3 separate regions of the Homo sapiens genome follow, and all the other regions are linked to region 1. Evidence: read pairs that join two places in POLR2A ChIA-PET (ENCODE). Cell type or tissue: GM12878. All regions are shown on one strand.

Region 1 (5,000 bases):
TGGCACAATCTTGGCTCACTGCAACCTCCACTTCCCAGTTTCAATTCTCCCGCCTCAGTCTCCCAAGTAGCTGGGACTACAGGTGCCCGCCACCACACCCAGCTAATTTTTGTATTTTTAGTAGACGAAGTTTAATTTAACCATGTTGGCTAGGCTGGTCTTCAGCTCCTGACCTCAAGTGATCCACTCGCCTCAGTCTCCCAAAGTCCTGAGATTACAGGCATGAACCACGGAATCTGGCCCTAGTTTTGTATTTAAATTTGCAATCTTATTCCTGCATTCTTTTTTCTATGTAAATATCAGTTTCTTGCAGTCTCCTTTGATCCATTTGTCATCCTGTTATCTTCATTAACAATGTTAATAAATTTCTGACATGTGCTCATGATGTTTTAGTTCAAGGCTATGTTTTTAACTTTTAAAAAACTTTGCTATATTACACATAGTAAGTTTTTTTTTTTTTTTTAATGCTGCACATGCCTGTTGGTCCAGCTACACGGGAGGCTAAGATGGGAGGATCGCTTGAACCTAGGAATTCAAGGTCGGCCTAGGCAACAAAGTGAGACAAGGTCACTAAATAAATAAATTTTATTTTATTATTTTTTGAGACAGAGTCTCACTCTGTCGCCCAGGCTGGAGTGCAGTGGTGTGATCTCAGCTCACTGCAGCCTCTGGCTCCACCTCCGCCTCCCACGTTCAAGCAATTCTCAAGCCTCAGGCTCCTGAGTAGCTGGCATTACAGGCACGTACCACCAAACCCGGCTAATTTTTGTATTTTCAGTTGAGACCGGGTTTCACCATGTTGGCCAGGCTGGTCTTGAACTCCTGGCCTCAAGTGATCTGCCCGCCTCAGCCTCCCAAAGTGCTGGGATTATAGGAATGAGCCACCACCCCCGGATTCTAAATAAATAAATCTTAAAGATGTTTTTCTTATGTCTTGTGTTCTATGAGTGCATGGAGAAAATGTTCCTTTCCCTGTACCGCTTCAAGCACCAAGCATACTGGTATTAAAAAACAAAAGCCAGGCCGGGCATGGTGGTTCACCCCTGCAATCTCAGCACTTTGGGAGGCCGAGGCGGGTGGATCACCTGAGGTCAGGAGTTCGAGACTAGCCTGGCCAACATGGTGAAACCCCATCTCTACTAAAAATATAAAAATTATCTGAGTGTGGGGGTGGGTGCCTGTAATCCCAGCTACTCGGAAGGCTGAGGCAGTTATCACTTGAACCTGGGAGGCAGGGGTTGCAGTGAGTCGAGATCGCGCCACTGCACTCCAGCCTGGGTGGCAAGAGTGAAACGCCATCTCAAAACAAAAACAAAAACAAAAAAACACAAAACACAAAACAACAACAACAAAAAAACTGGCACTGACTCACTGAAATGCTCTCAATAGCAACTTTCATGCAACTTATAAAAATGGTGATCATGCTTTCTTCTTTTTTTTTTTTTTTTGAGATGGAGTCTCGCTCTGTCGCCCAGGATGGAGTGCAGTGGCGTGATCTCAGCTCACTGCAAGCTCCGCCTCCCGGGTTCACGCCATTCTCCTGCCTCAGCCTCCCGAGTAGCTGGGACTACAGGCGCCCGCCACCACGCCCAGCTAATTTTTTGTATTTTTAGTAGAGACGGGGTTTCACCGTGTTAGCCAGGATGGTCTTGATCTCCTGACCTTGTGATCCACCTGCCGCGGCCTCCCAAAGTGCTGGGATTACAGGCGTGAGCCACTGCACCTGACCGATCATGCTTTCTGAACCAGAAACTAGAAGGGATGTTTCACCTCATAATGGAATAAGATATTTTTAAAAGTTAGACTAGCCTGGAAAATCTGGACAGATCTATGTAATTTCTGCAAAGCTTTCACTTTTAGGGAGGTAAGTATGTAAATACAGAAGGATTTCAACGGGTTAAGCATCCACTGTGTACCAGGCACAGAGATAATAAATTAGTCCTTGACCTCAAAGAGTTAGTGAAAGGATCACAATATGGTTTGTGAAGATTGTCACAGCAGAGATGTGCATCTGCAAGACACCAAAGAGACACAGGGAACATGACAAAATCACAGAATCCAGCAAGTCAATAGTTCCCTGAAGGAGTTGGATTGAAGGCTGATCAGGATGCAAAGTACAGTCTAGGCCAGGGAACCTCAAGAGCCAAGGCAGGGAGACATGGAGCTGCATGATAGGTTGTTGAAGACAATGGGTGATGGGCAGGGCACCATACTGGGCAAGTTGTTAGGGGCCAAAGCACAAAGGGCCCTACAACTCATGGTGGTGAAATGAAAAAATGAAGGAGAACTCATAGCAAGTTGTCCCACAATGCTCTAAGAAGGAGAGCTCCTCCAGCCCAGCAGTTGCTCATTCTGGTTTACATGGGGTTGAGGAGGCAGAGGCTGCTGTCCTGCCTAGAACTCCAAAATATCATGAACTAATTAAGAATCACTGGCCGGGCACAGTGGCTCATGCCTGTAATCCCAGCACTTTGGGACGCCAAGGCGGGTGGATCACTTGAGGTCAGGAGTTCGAGACAAGCCTGGCCAACATGGTGAAACCCCGTCTCTACTAAAAATAAAAAAATTAGCTGGGCATGGTGGCACATGCCTGCAGCTACTTGGGAGGCTGAGGCAGAAGAATCACCTGAACCCAGGAGGTGGAGGGTGCAGTGAGCTGAGACTGTGCCACTGCACTCCAGCCTAGGCAAAAAGAGCAAAAAGAGCAAAACTCCATCTACCACAAAAAAAAAAAAAAAAAAAAAAAAAAAAAAATCATTCTGAGAGTATGAGAATGGCTGGAATAAAAAGTCAGTCAGATAACTTCATCAATTGATGAAGAAGCTGAGAATTTTCTGAAAACTGGTTAAATAAGAGTTTTGGTTATAAATATGGCCCAAAAAGTGACCAAAACTGGGAAACAGGTCATCTCCCATGGCCTGTAGGGTTCAGGGTTTCAGATGAAAGTCAGGAGAGGAAAAAACAAAAAAATAAAAAAAGAGTGACAAGGGATCAGATTTAAGGAGAAAGGCAAGATGTCAAAAAGCTAAACCAAGGCCCGTTTTGCAAGGCCAAACTGAATGGAGATGTCACGATTAAATTCAAAGAGAAGTGGCTGTGACTCCAATAATGTAATCACTGTGCTATCTTTGAAAAATTAATTAATTTCCTTGAGACTCAGTTACTTAATTGTAAATATGGGAATAATCCAAACTGATGGATATATATCAATACACAGAAAAATACATCAAGCACATAATAAAATGTATTTAATTTTTTCACTTTTTTTTTCTGGTTTTTTCCTTCCTCCCTCCCTGCCTCCCTCCCTCCTTCACTCCCAGGCCAGGTCCCCATAGGTTTGCCTTTTGTTTGTTTGTTTGTTTGAGATGGAGTCTCTCTCTATCGCCCAGGCTGGAGTGCAGTGGCACAATCTCTGCTCACTGCAAGCTCCACCTCCCGGGTTCACACCATTCTCCTGCCTCAGCCTCCCAAGTAGCTGAGACTACAGGCATCCGCTACCATGCCCGGCTAATTTTTCGTATTTTTTAGTAGAGACGGGGTTTCACCGTGTTAGCCAGGATGGTCTTGATCTCCTGACCTTGTGATCCACCCCCCTTGGCCCCACAAAGTGCTGGGATTACAGGCGTGAGCCACCGCGCCCGGCCGCTTTGTTTTTTTTTTAAAGTGTCTTTAGAAGCAAGGCCTTATTGGCTGGGTGCGGTGGCTCATGCCTGTAATACCAGCACTTTGGGAGGCCGAGGCGGGTGGATCACCTGCAGTCAGGAGTTCAAGATCAGCCTGGCCAACAGGGTGAAACCCTCTCTCTACTTAAAATACAAAAAATCAGCTGGGCGTGGTGGTACGCACCTGTAATCCCAGCTACTTGGAAGGCTGAGGCAGGAGAATCGCTTGAACCCGGGAGGTGGAGGTTGCAGTGAGGCGAGATCGCGCCATTGCACTCCAGACTGGGGGACAAGAGCAAGACTTCATCTCAAAAAAACAAACAAACAAACAAAAAGACTAAAAGAAGCAGGGCCTTACTATGTTGCCCAGGAGAGTCTCAAATTCCTGGACTCAAGTGATCCTCCTGCCTCAGGCTCCCAAGCAGCCCAGACCATGCCGACTTTCCATAGTTTTTTTTTTTAAACATAAATTTAAAAAGGGGAAAATCCCCAGGTTAGATTCCAATTAAACCTTTGAATAAAAGCCAGTGGTTGCACTATTGATATTTAAGAACAAAACCAATGAAGTGACAAAGCTAATAAACTTATTTTCTGGGTAGAAAGCATATTTATATTTTATTTACAGAATAAATATTACCAGTACAGAAGGTAATATTACTGAAATTAAATTCATTCATGTCCTCCATGAGGACAACATAAAAGTAGCTACCACTGATACCCACTTAGTACGTTATATCAACCCTGAGACCAATATTATTATGTTTTAAAAGTGAGGAAACTGGCCGGGCTTGGTGGCTCACGCCTGTAATCCCAGCACTTTGGGAGGCCGAGGTGGGCGGATCACTTGAGGTCAGGAGTTCAAGACCAGCCTGGCCAACATGGTGAAACCCCATCTCTACCAAAAATACAAAAATTAGCTGGGCGTGGTGGTGGGCACCTGTAATCCGAGCTACTCGGGAGGCTGAGGCAGGAGAATCACTTGAACCCTGGAGGCAGAGGTTGCAGTGAGCCAAGATCTCTCCACTGTACTCCAGCCCAGGGGACAGAGGCTATCTCAAAAAAAACAAAAAGAAAGAAAAAAGTGAGGAATCTAAGATTCAAAGAAATTAGATAATTTGCCAAAGCCCCCTACATAAGCTACAAAGTGGCTGAACTGAGATTTGAATTTATATCTATATTTAGGTTTGTCTGAGTCTCTCCTCTACCCACACTTTTTTCCCCTTACAAAATAAACATTTCTTGGATTTTACATTTATGCTCATCACAACTTGGGGAAAAGCTGTAAGACAGACTCGGAGTGACAACAAAGGAGATTTGGGGCTGTGTGGAGGGGCACTT
Region 2 (5,000 bases), 290 kb before region 1:
TGCACCACTGCCGTGATTCACGAGGTGCAGCACTTTGGGGACATCGTCCCCCTGGGTGTGACCCATATGACATCCCGTGACATCGAAGTACAGGGCTTCCGCATCCCTAAGGTAGGCCTGGCGCCCTCCTCACCCCAGCTCAGCACCAGCCCCTGGTGATAGCCCCAGCATGGCTACTGCCAGGTGGGCCCACTCTAGGAACCCTGGCCACCTAGTCCTCAATGCCACCACACTGACTGTCCCCGCTTGGATGGGGGGTCCAGAGTATAGGCAGGGCTGGCCTGTCCATCCAGAGCCCCCGTCTAGTGGGGAAGACAAATCAGGACCTGCCAGAATGTTGGAGGACCCAGCGCCTGCAGGGAGAGGGGGCAGTGTGGGTGCCTCTGAGAGGTGTGACTGCGCCCTGCTGTGGGGTCGGAGAGGGTACTGTGGAGCTTCTCGGGCGCAGGACTAGTTGACAGAGTCCAGCTGTGTGCCAGGCAGTGTGTGTCCCCCGTGTGTTTGGTGGCAGGGGTCCCAGCATCCTAGAGTCCAGTCCCCACTCTCACCCTGCATCTCCTGCCCAGGGAACGACACTCATCACCAACCTGTCATCGGTGCTGAAGGATGAGGCCGTCTGGAAGAAGCCCTTCCGCTTCCACCCCGAACACTTCCTGGATGCCCAGGGCCACTTTGTGAAGCCGGAGGCCTTCCTGCCTTTCTCAGCAGGTGCCTGTGGGGAGCCCGGCTCCCTGTCCCCTTCCGTGGAGTCTTGCAGGGGTATCACCCAGGAGCCAGGCTCACTGACGCCCCTCCCCTCCCCACAGGCCGCCGTGCATGCCTCGGGGAGCCCCTGGCCCGCATGGAGCTCTTCCTCTTCTTCACCTCCCTGCTGCAGCACTTCAGCTTCTCCGTGGCCGCCGGACAGCCCCGGCCCAGCCACTCTCGTGTCGTCAGCTTTCTGGTGACCCCATCCCCCTACGAGCTTTGTGCTGTGCCCCGCTAGAATGGGGTACCTAGTCCCCAGCCTGCTCCCTAGCCAGAGGCTCTAATGTACAATAAAGCAATGTGGTAGTTCCAACTTGGGTCCCCTGCTCACGCCCTCGTTGGGATCATCCTCCTCAGGGCAACCCCACCCCTGCCTCATTCCTGCTTACCCCACCGCCTGGCCGCATTTGAGACGGGTACGTTGAGGCTGAGCAGATGTCAGTTACCCTTGCCCATAATCCCATGTCCCCCACTGACCCAACTCTGACTGCCCAGATTGGTGACAAGGACTACATTGTCCTGGCATGTGGGGAAGGGGCCAGAATGGGCTGACTAGAGGTGTCAGTCAGCCCTGGATGTGGTGGAGAGGGCAGGACTCAGCCTGGAGGCCCATATTTCAGGCCTAACTCAGCCCACCCCACATCAGGGACAGCAGTCCTGCCAGCACCATCACAACAGTCACCTCCCTTCATATATGACACCCCAAAATGGAAGACAAATCATGTCAGGGAGCTATATGCCAGGGCTACCTCCCAGGGCTCAGTCGGCAGGTGCCAGAACATTCCCTGGGAAGGCCCCAGGAAAACCCAGGACCGAGCCACCGCCCTCAGCCTGTCACCTTGTGTCCAAAATTGGTGGGTTCTTGGTCTCACTGACTTCAAGAATGAAGCCGTGGACCCTCACGGTGAGTGTTACAGTTCTTAAAGATGGTGTGTTCAGAGTTTGTTCCTTCTGATGTTAAGACGTGTTCAGAGTTTCTTCCTTCTGGTGGGTGCGTGGTCTTGCTGGCTTCAGGAGTGAAGCTGCAGACCTTCACAGTGAGTGTTACGGCTCTTAAGGCTGCACGTACGGAGTTGTTCATTCTTCCTGGTGGGTTTGTGGTCTCACTGGCCTCAGGAGTGAAACTGCAGTCCTTCCAGTGTTACAACTCATAAAGGCAGTGTGGACCCAATGAGGGAGCAGCAGCAGCAAGACTTACTGCAAACAGCAAAAGAATGATGGCAACCAGGTTGCCGCTGCTACTTCAGGCAGCCTGCTTTTATTCCCTTATCTGACCCCCACCCACATCCTGCTGATTGGCCCATTTTACAGACAGTGGATTGGTCCACTTACAGAGAGCTGATTGGTGCATTTACAATCCCTGAGCTAGACACAGAGTACTGATTGGTATATTTACAAACCTTGAGCTAGACACAGAGTGCTGAATGGTGTATTTACAATCCCTTAGCTAGACATAAAGGTTGTCCCAGTCCCCACTAGATTAGCTAGATAGAGTAGACAGAGAGCACTGATTGGTGCGTTTACAAACCTTGAGTTAGACACAGGGTGCTGACTGGTGTGTTTACAAACCTTGAGCTAGACACAGAGTGCTGATTGGTGTATTTACAATCTTTTAGCTAGAAATAAAGGTTCCCCAAGTCCCCACCAGATTAGCTAGATAGAGTGCTAATTGGTGCATGCACGAACCCGGAGCTAGACACAGAGTGCTGATTGGTGCATATACAATCCTCTGGCTAGACATAAAAGTTCTCCAAGTCCCCACCTGACTCAGGAGCCCAGCCAGCTTCGCCTAGTGGATCCTATGCCAGGGCCACAGGCAGAGCTGCCTGCTAGTCCCACACCGGGCACCTGTACTCCTCAGCCCTTGGGCAGTGGACGGGACCAGGTGCCGTGGAGCAGTGGGAGGCACCCATCCGGGAGGCTCGGGCCTCGCAGGGAGCCCACCGTAGGGAGGCTTGGGCATGGCAGGCTGCAAGTCCTGAGCCCTGCCCCGCGGGGAGGTGACTGAGGCCTGGCGACAATTCAAGTGTGGTGAGCGCCGGCAGGCCAGCAGTACTGGGGGACCCGGTGCCCCCTCTGCAGCTGCTGGCCCAGGTGCTAAGCCCCTCACTGCCTGGGGCCAGAGGCACCAGCCGGCCGCTCCGAGTGCAGGGCCCGCTGAGCCCCTGCCCACCCAGAACTGGTGCTGGCCCGCGAGCAACCCAGGTTCCCGCACACGCCTCTCCCTCCATACCTCCCCGCAAGCAGACGGAGCCGGCTCCAGCCTCCACCAGTCCAGAGAGGGGCTCCCACAGTGCAGCGCTGGGCTGAAGGGCTCCTCAAGTGTGGTCAGAGCAGAAGCTGAGGCCGAGGAGGCGCTGAGAGCGAGCGAGGACCACCAGCACGTTGACACCTCTCAACCTCACCACAGGACTGGCCACCTCTCTGGGCCCTCAGGGATGCTGCTGTCTGGACCCCTGACCAGTGACGAGTTCGCACTCAGGGCCAGGCTGGCGCTGGAGGAGGACACTTGTTTGGCTCCAACCCTAGGTACCATCCTCCCAGTAGGGATCAGGCAGGGCCCACAGGCCTGCCCTAGGGACAGGAGTCAACCTTGGACCCATAAGGCACTGGGGCGGGCAGAGAAGGAGGAGGTGGCATGGGCAGCTGAGAGCCAGAGACCCTGACCCTAGTCCTTGCTCTGCCATTACCCCGTGTGACCCCGGGCCCACCCTTCCCCACCCTTCCCCACCCTTCCCCACCCCGGGCTTCTGTTTCCCTTCTGCCAACGAGAAGGCTGCTTCACCTGCCCCGAGTCCTGTCTTCCTGCTCTGCCTTCTGGGGCTGTGGCCCTTGCTGGCCTGGAGCCCCAACCAAGGGCAGGGACTGCTGTCCTCCACGTCTGTCCTCACCGACATAATGGGCTGGGCTGGGCACACAGGCAGTGCCCAAGAGTTTCTAATGAGCATATGATTACCTGAGTCCTGGGCAGACCTTCTTAGGGAACAGCCTGGGACAGAGAACCACAGACACTCTGAGGAGCCACCTGAGGCCTCTTTTGCCAGAGGACCCTACAGCCTCCCTGGCAGCAGTTCCGCCAGCATTTCTGTAAATGCCCTCATGCCAGGGTGCGGCCCGGCTGTCAGCACGAGAGGGACGTTGGTCTGTCCCCTGGCACCGAGTCAGTCAGAAGGGTGGCCAGGGCCCCCTTGGGCCCCTCCAGAGACAATCCACTGTGGTCACACGGCTCGGTGGCAGGAAGTGCTGTTCCTGCAGCTGTGGGGACAGGGAGTGTGGATGAAGCCAGGCTGGGTTTGTCTGAAGACGGAGGCCCCGAAAGGTGGCAGCCTGGCCTATAGCAGCAGCAACTCTTGGATTTATTGGAAAGATTTTCTTCACGGTTCTGAGTCTTGGGGGTGTTAGAGGCTCAGAACCAGTCCAGCCAGAGCTCTGTCATGGGCACGTAGACCCGGTCCCAGGGCCTTTGCTCTTTGCTGTCCTCAGAGGCCTCTGCAAAGTAGAAACAGGCAGCCTTGTGAGTCCCCTCCTGGGAGCAACCAACCCTCCCTCTGAGATGCCCCGGGGCCAGGTCAGCTGTGGTGAAAGGTAGGGATGCAGCCAGCTCAGGGGAGTGGCCCAGAGTTCCTGCCCACCCAAGGAGGCTCCCAGGAAGGTCAAGGCACCTGACTCCTGGGCTGCTTCCCTCCCCTCCCCTCCCCAGGTCAGGAAGGTGGGAAAGGGCTGGGGTGTCTGTGACCCTGGCAGTCACTGAGAAGCAGGGTGGAAGCAGCCCCCTGCAGCACGCTGGGTCAGTGGTCTTACCAGATGGATACGCAGCAACTTCCTTTTGAACCTTTTTATTTTCCTGGCAGGAAGAAGAGGGATCCAGCAGTGAGATCAGGCAGGTTCTGTGTTGCACAGACAGGGAAACAGGCTCTGTCCACACAAAGTCGGTGGGGCCAGGATGAGGCCCAGTCTGTTCACACATGGCTGCTGCCTCTCAGCTCTGCACAGACGTCCTCGCTCCCCTGGGATGGCAGCTTGGCCTGCTGGTCTTGGGGTTGAGCCAGCCTCCAGCACTGCCTCCCTGCCCTGCTGCCTCCCACTCTGCAGTGCTCCATGGCTGCTCAGTTGGACCCACGCTGGAGACGTTCAGTCGAAGCCCCGGGCTGTCCTTACCTCCCAGTCTGGGGTACCTGCCACCTCCTGCTCAGCAGGAATGGGGCTAGGTGCTTCCTCCCCTGGGGACTTCACCTGCTCTCCCTCCTGGGATA
Region 3 (5,000 bases), 140 kb before region 1:
GGAATGAACCTAAAGTAGATTCATCTAAAAGGAAGTGAGAGATGTCAGAGACACGCAGGAGAGGGAGAGAAAGCAATGTATGAGGGAAGGAGGGAAAGGGAGAAAGAAGACAAAGTCGGAAGCAGAGACAGGCAGTGGCCTGGCAGCAGAGGCCAGTTGAGTGGAGAGCAGCAGTAGGCTCTGGTGACAGGTGGTAGCTTTGTGACACTGAACACGACACAGACTGAAGGGTGGAGCTCCATTTGTAGGCACTGATGCTTTCTGCAAGAACCCAGCTCTGGCCTACTTCTCTGCCTTCTCATGGCCTTCCTTTTCCCAGGAAGCCCCAGCCTTACCCCCAGACCACCCCCAACTTACAGGAGGGTTGTCCTGAACTCCCTGCCCCCTACTCAGGTCTAGCTCCACTGCCATCTGTCCTTGGAGAATCTCTATAGCCCCAGTTTGTGTGCAGGTTCCGAGAGAAGAGTTGCCTGTGGCTCACCTGCTCCCAGCACTTTTAAATGAAACCTCCCCCAGATCTCCTGAGTGAGGCAAACAGCTTTGTTTTGGGACACAAGGAAAGGAGACAGATAATGGACAGGCATGGAGGAGCCAAACTTACAAGGGACTCTCCAGGGAGGGCAGTGAAAATACCTCACCCCTGCATGCACACACACAGGCTCTCTCGCTCTCTCTCTGTCACACACACACACACACACACACACACACACACACACACAGACAAGATGCTCCACAAATACCAGACAGGCCTGTGGGACAGAGTTGAGAGGAAGAAGGTGGTTGGTGGTGGTATTTGGGATGTGTGTGTGTGAAGTGGGTATGTGTGATGACACAGAGAAGTGGTCGTCATGGGTTACTGTCGTGGCTTTCCTCTGTGTCCACGCTCACCGGAGGGAGGCCTCCATTGTCATTGAGCCGCTTGGCCCTGTAAGTCTCATAGTGGATGTTGTGTGTCACTTCCTTGAGGTCCTGGAGGTGGGTCCTAGAGGACACAGGGTGAGAAGAAGAGGGCTGCAATTAGGGGCAGGAAGAGGAGGCGGTGACACACATCACTTCGAGGGACTGGACCCAGTGAATGGGAACCACTCCCAGGAGCTAAGGATTCTTCTACAGCACCTTCCATTTTGCAACAGGAGCTGGAACTGGGGCAGAAAGCTCTGTCAGAGAGACCTGGAGATGCAGGAGGTGAATCTGAACAGATAGACCCTGACCCCAAATAATTCAACCTGCTGTCTGGACAGCTGGAGGGGAGACATCTTACCTGATGACAAAGTCTCGAAGCAGGGCAAACTCACAGTGGTTGAGGTTTTCCACTATGAACAAAACAAAACAAAGCAAAACAGGTAGTCAGTTCATTAATACAGCAACACCCAGGAGGTGAGCTTCTGTTTGGGTCACGGAGGCATTTAGGAGAAAGCTATGGGACAGGTCATTTTTTGTAACCCTTCCAGAGATTTGCTCACTTGGGTGTACTGGATTTGATTCATTGAACAAATATTAAGCAGCTACAATGGGCACGACATCCTTCTAGACGCTGTGGCATAATAGCCAAGAGGGACTATAATTTTTACCATTTTATAGAAGAGAAAACTAATACCAAGTCTGAGAAACTGGCCAAGGCCTAAGATACACTTCCCATTCTTCAGAAGCTTATAATCCGGTTGGAAGTAACACAGAGAAAATAATAATTGAGCCATTTTAAAAAGGTCATGCACTACATGACAAATCCAATTCAACATATATTGAATACCTAGTATTTGCAAATCATTGGCCAAGCACTGTTGGAACAGAATGAGGATTAAGACATGGGGCCAGGCGCTGTGGCTCATGCCTGTAATCCCAGCACTTTGGGAGGCCAAGGTAGGAGGATTACTGGAGCCCAGGAGTTTGAGATCAGCCTGGGTAACACAGTGAGACCCCCACCTCTATTAAAAATAAAAATAAAATCACCAGGCATGGTGGTTCACATCTGTAATCCCAGCACTTTGGGAGGCCAAGGCAAATGGATCACCTGAGGTCAGGAGTTCAAGACCAGCCTGACCAACATGACAAAACTCCATCTCTACGAAAAATACAAAAATTAGCTGGGCTAATTTTTGGGGATAAATAAAAAATACAAAAATCGGGGTCCGCACCTGTAGTCCCAGATACTTGGGAGACTAAGGCAGAAGAATTACTTGAACCTGGGAGGCAGAGGTTGCAGTGAGCTGAGATTGCGCCACTGCACTCCAGCCTGGATGACAGAGTGAGACTCCGTCTCAAAAAAAAAAAAAATCTGAGTCTGAAATCAAGTTTCACCACTAACAAGTTATGTGCTTTGGACAAGGCTTTTAACCTGAGCTTCCGGTGCTTTGGTAGCTTATACTCTGAGAACAGGAGCACCCGCTCTCCTCCCTTCATAGGGTTATCATATTGAATGAAATCATTAAAGTGATTCTTTGACCACTTTCAGAATCATCAAGACCCGCCCAGGGTCACATCCATTCATAATAAAATGGAAATGGCAACACCTGAACAACCCTCCGGCAGTTTGTCAGATCACATCCCCCTTCCTATGAAAACCTTTCTCCAGTTTTTCCAGGCCTTACTAATCTCTCCATGTTCTGAACTCCTTTGATGCGCTAAGTCAGTGCCACCCAGTCAGGTGCTAAATCAGTCTCTTGTTACTCCTGCCTGTGAGCATCGTCTTCTCAATGAGACTGTAAGCTCCTTATGGGCAGAATCTGGCTGGCATTCATTTCATATGTCCTGAGACAGTGCCTTGACCTATAGATGCTTAATAAATGGTGACTGGATAACTGATCAGCAACCAGTTCTTCCAGAAGATGCAGTGAATTACCTTCGATGATCCCCCATGGAGTTTTTCGGCCGAGGACCCTCTTGCCATTCACTTGGTACTCCTTGTCACTTCCCACCACAGCAAAAGGCATGCTCTCCTGCTGCACGGGGCAGAAACACAAACCAGACACATGTGCACCGTCATCCTCCAACAACCTGGACTTTCAGGAGCAGGATGGCATATGGTCCTCTAGCCTTGAACCACACACTTCTGATGCTCATTCAGAGATACTACTGATGGCAAGGGCAAGGCTCAGTCTCTTGAAAAGAGCACCCGACTGAGATTGAAGAGTCCTGGGTCTAGTCCCAATTGTACCACTGCCTCACTGGTTAACCTCAGGAATCAGCTCTCCTTCAGCTGCAGAGCGCTTTGTACTTTCTTTTTTGAGACAGAGTTCGCTCTTGTTGCCCAGGCTGGAGTGCAATGGCACAATTTCAACTCACTGCAACCTCCACCTCCTGGCTTCAAGCAATTCTCCTGCCTCAGCCTCCCGAGTAGCTGGGATTACAGGCATGCGCCACCATGCCTGGCTAATTTTTGCAGGTTTTGTAGAGATAAGTTTTTGCCATGTTGCCCAGGCTGGTCGTGAACTCCTGGGCTCAAGCGATTCTCCCACCTAGGCCTCCCAAAGTGCTGGGATACAGGCATGAGTCACCACGCCCAGCCAATTTAATTTTTTTAAGTTATTCTAGCGGGGGAAGCCTATAAGCCACTCAGTCTAACCCCTGCATTTCATAGAGGGGAAACTAAGGCAGGGTCTGACCACAGCATAGATCCTCCTGGACCCCAGCCTGATGCTCTTCCTGCCTGCTGCCCCTCCCATCACCCCAAATACTGTTTTTGCCAGACCTTGTTGGGGAAAAGGAGGCTTTTATGTGGTCTGGGGATAGAAGGCTTTCTGGGTACAGGGAGCCCTTCTGTGGGTTCACAGTCCAGGGCCATAGTCCTCCCCATCCCCCTATGTCACTTCTGGTCTGGGTCAGGCAAGGTTGGGGGGAGTACAGAAAGGGAAAAGACAGACAGAGGACGTGCACAATACACATCCCAGAGGTCGCAAGGGGGCATCAGTGGAGGAGCAGTGCCCCAGGCACCCACCCTGATTTTGTCATTCTCCGTCTTATCCTCCAAATCCTCATCAAATTCCTTCTGGGGGTAGAATTCAATGCCATTTACTTCAAGCTCCTTGCGAACCTAGAGGCGAGGAGAAGAAACAAGGTAGTCAAGTGTCAGGGTAATGGAAAAGAGGGGTGTGTGCACCTGTGTGCGTGAGCTGAGGTCAGAGAGCCAAATCCAGCCTTGGATAATCCACAGTCATCTCTGAACTCTGAGACCCTGAGCAGCAGGAAGATGGTGAATAAATGCAAGCCCCAGCTATACAATTACAACCTAGCCTGAGAGGAGGAAGAGGCCAGGAGGTGCAACTTCAGGTCCCAGGCGCCTCGCAACCAGCTTGCTCATCTCAGGGTCCGCGAGACTGGGATTTACACAAGCAGCACAGGTGAGCCCACTGGGGAGTGCTCAGACCCCTGCATGTTATATTCCTGATTGGAAGGAAGAAAGGTGAGGCTCCCCCTACTCCGAGACTGTTTGCCCTCTTTCAAGGTCGACTTAAGTCTTGCCTTCTCCAGGAAACCATCCAGGACCTCTTCATTTTCTATTTGATTATAAGTTTTGTTTGTTTGTTGTTTGTTTGTTTGTTTGAGACCGAGTCTTGCTCTGTTGCCCAGGCTGGAGTACCGTGGTGCGATCTTGGCTCACTACAACCTCCACCTCCCGGGTTCCAGTGATTCTCCTGCCTCAGCCTCCCTAGTAGCTGGGCTTACAGGCATATGCCACCACGCCCAGCTAATTTTTGTATTTTTAGTAGAAATGGGGTTTCACCATGTTGGCCAGGCTGGTCTCGAACTCCTGACCTTAGGTGATCCACCCGCCTTGGCCTCCCAAAGTGCTGGGATTACAGGCGTGAGCCACCGCCCCCAGCCAATTGTAAGTTTCTTTTTTTTTTTTTTTTTTTTTTTGAGATAGAGTGTCACTTTGTCGCCCAGGCTGGAGTACAGTAGCACGATCTCAGCTCACTGCAAGCGCCGCCTCTCGGGTTCATGCCATTCTCCTGCCTCAGCCTCCTGAGTAGCTGGGACTACAGGCACCCGCCACCACACCC

The links. ChIA-PET counts read pairs that join two places held together with the same protein. Peaks named below come from ENCODE experiments on the same cell type or tissue, not always from the same donor. Only the 100,000 strongest peaks of a DNase experiment are listed, where the experiment ranks them.
Region 2: POLR2A ChIA-PET joins it to region 1 with 5 read pairs; 2 of 35 experiments call an interaction of 5 or more read pairs at or near these places.
Region 3: POLR2A ChIA-PET joins it to region 1 with 5 read pairs; 2 of 35 experiments call an interaction of 5 or more read pairs at or near these places.

Annotation. Positions count from the first base shown.
Region 1 is chr22:41,850,483-41,855,482 of GRCh38, reverse strand. The region is part of intron 1 of SREBF2 (sterol regulatory element binding transcription factor 2); the gene reads right to left. Among named protein-coding and RNA genes, the nearest start is that of SREBF2-AS1, 18 kb to the right of the region's middle. In GM12878, no CTCF peak of the experiment used is centred here; no DNase peak of the experiment used is centred here; H3K27ac peaks cover 262 bases.
Region 2 is chr22:42,136,263-42,141,262 of GRCh38, reverse strand. It overlaps the pseudogene CYP2D7. Among named protein-coding and RNA genes, the nearest start is that of CYP2D6, 8.0 kb to the right of the region's middle. RefSeq lists enhancers at 3,852-4,439, 4,440-5,000. In GM12878, no CTCF peak of the experiment used is centred here; no DNase peak of the experiment used is centred here.
Region 3 is chr22:41,990,603-41,995,602 of GRCh38, reverse strand. SEPTIN3 (septin 3) reads right to left here. Exons shown (of 12, transcript NM_001363845.2): 8 at 3,935-4,030; 9 at 2,840-2,939; 10 at 1,262-1,313; 11 at 889-982. Among named protein-coding and RNA genes, the nearest start is that of WBP2NL, 5.7 kb to the left of the region's middle. In GM12878, no CTCF peak of the experiment used is centred here; no DNase peak of the experiment used is centred here; H3K27ac peaks cover 580 bases.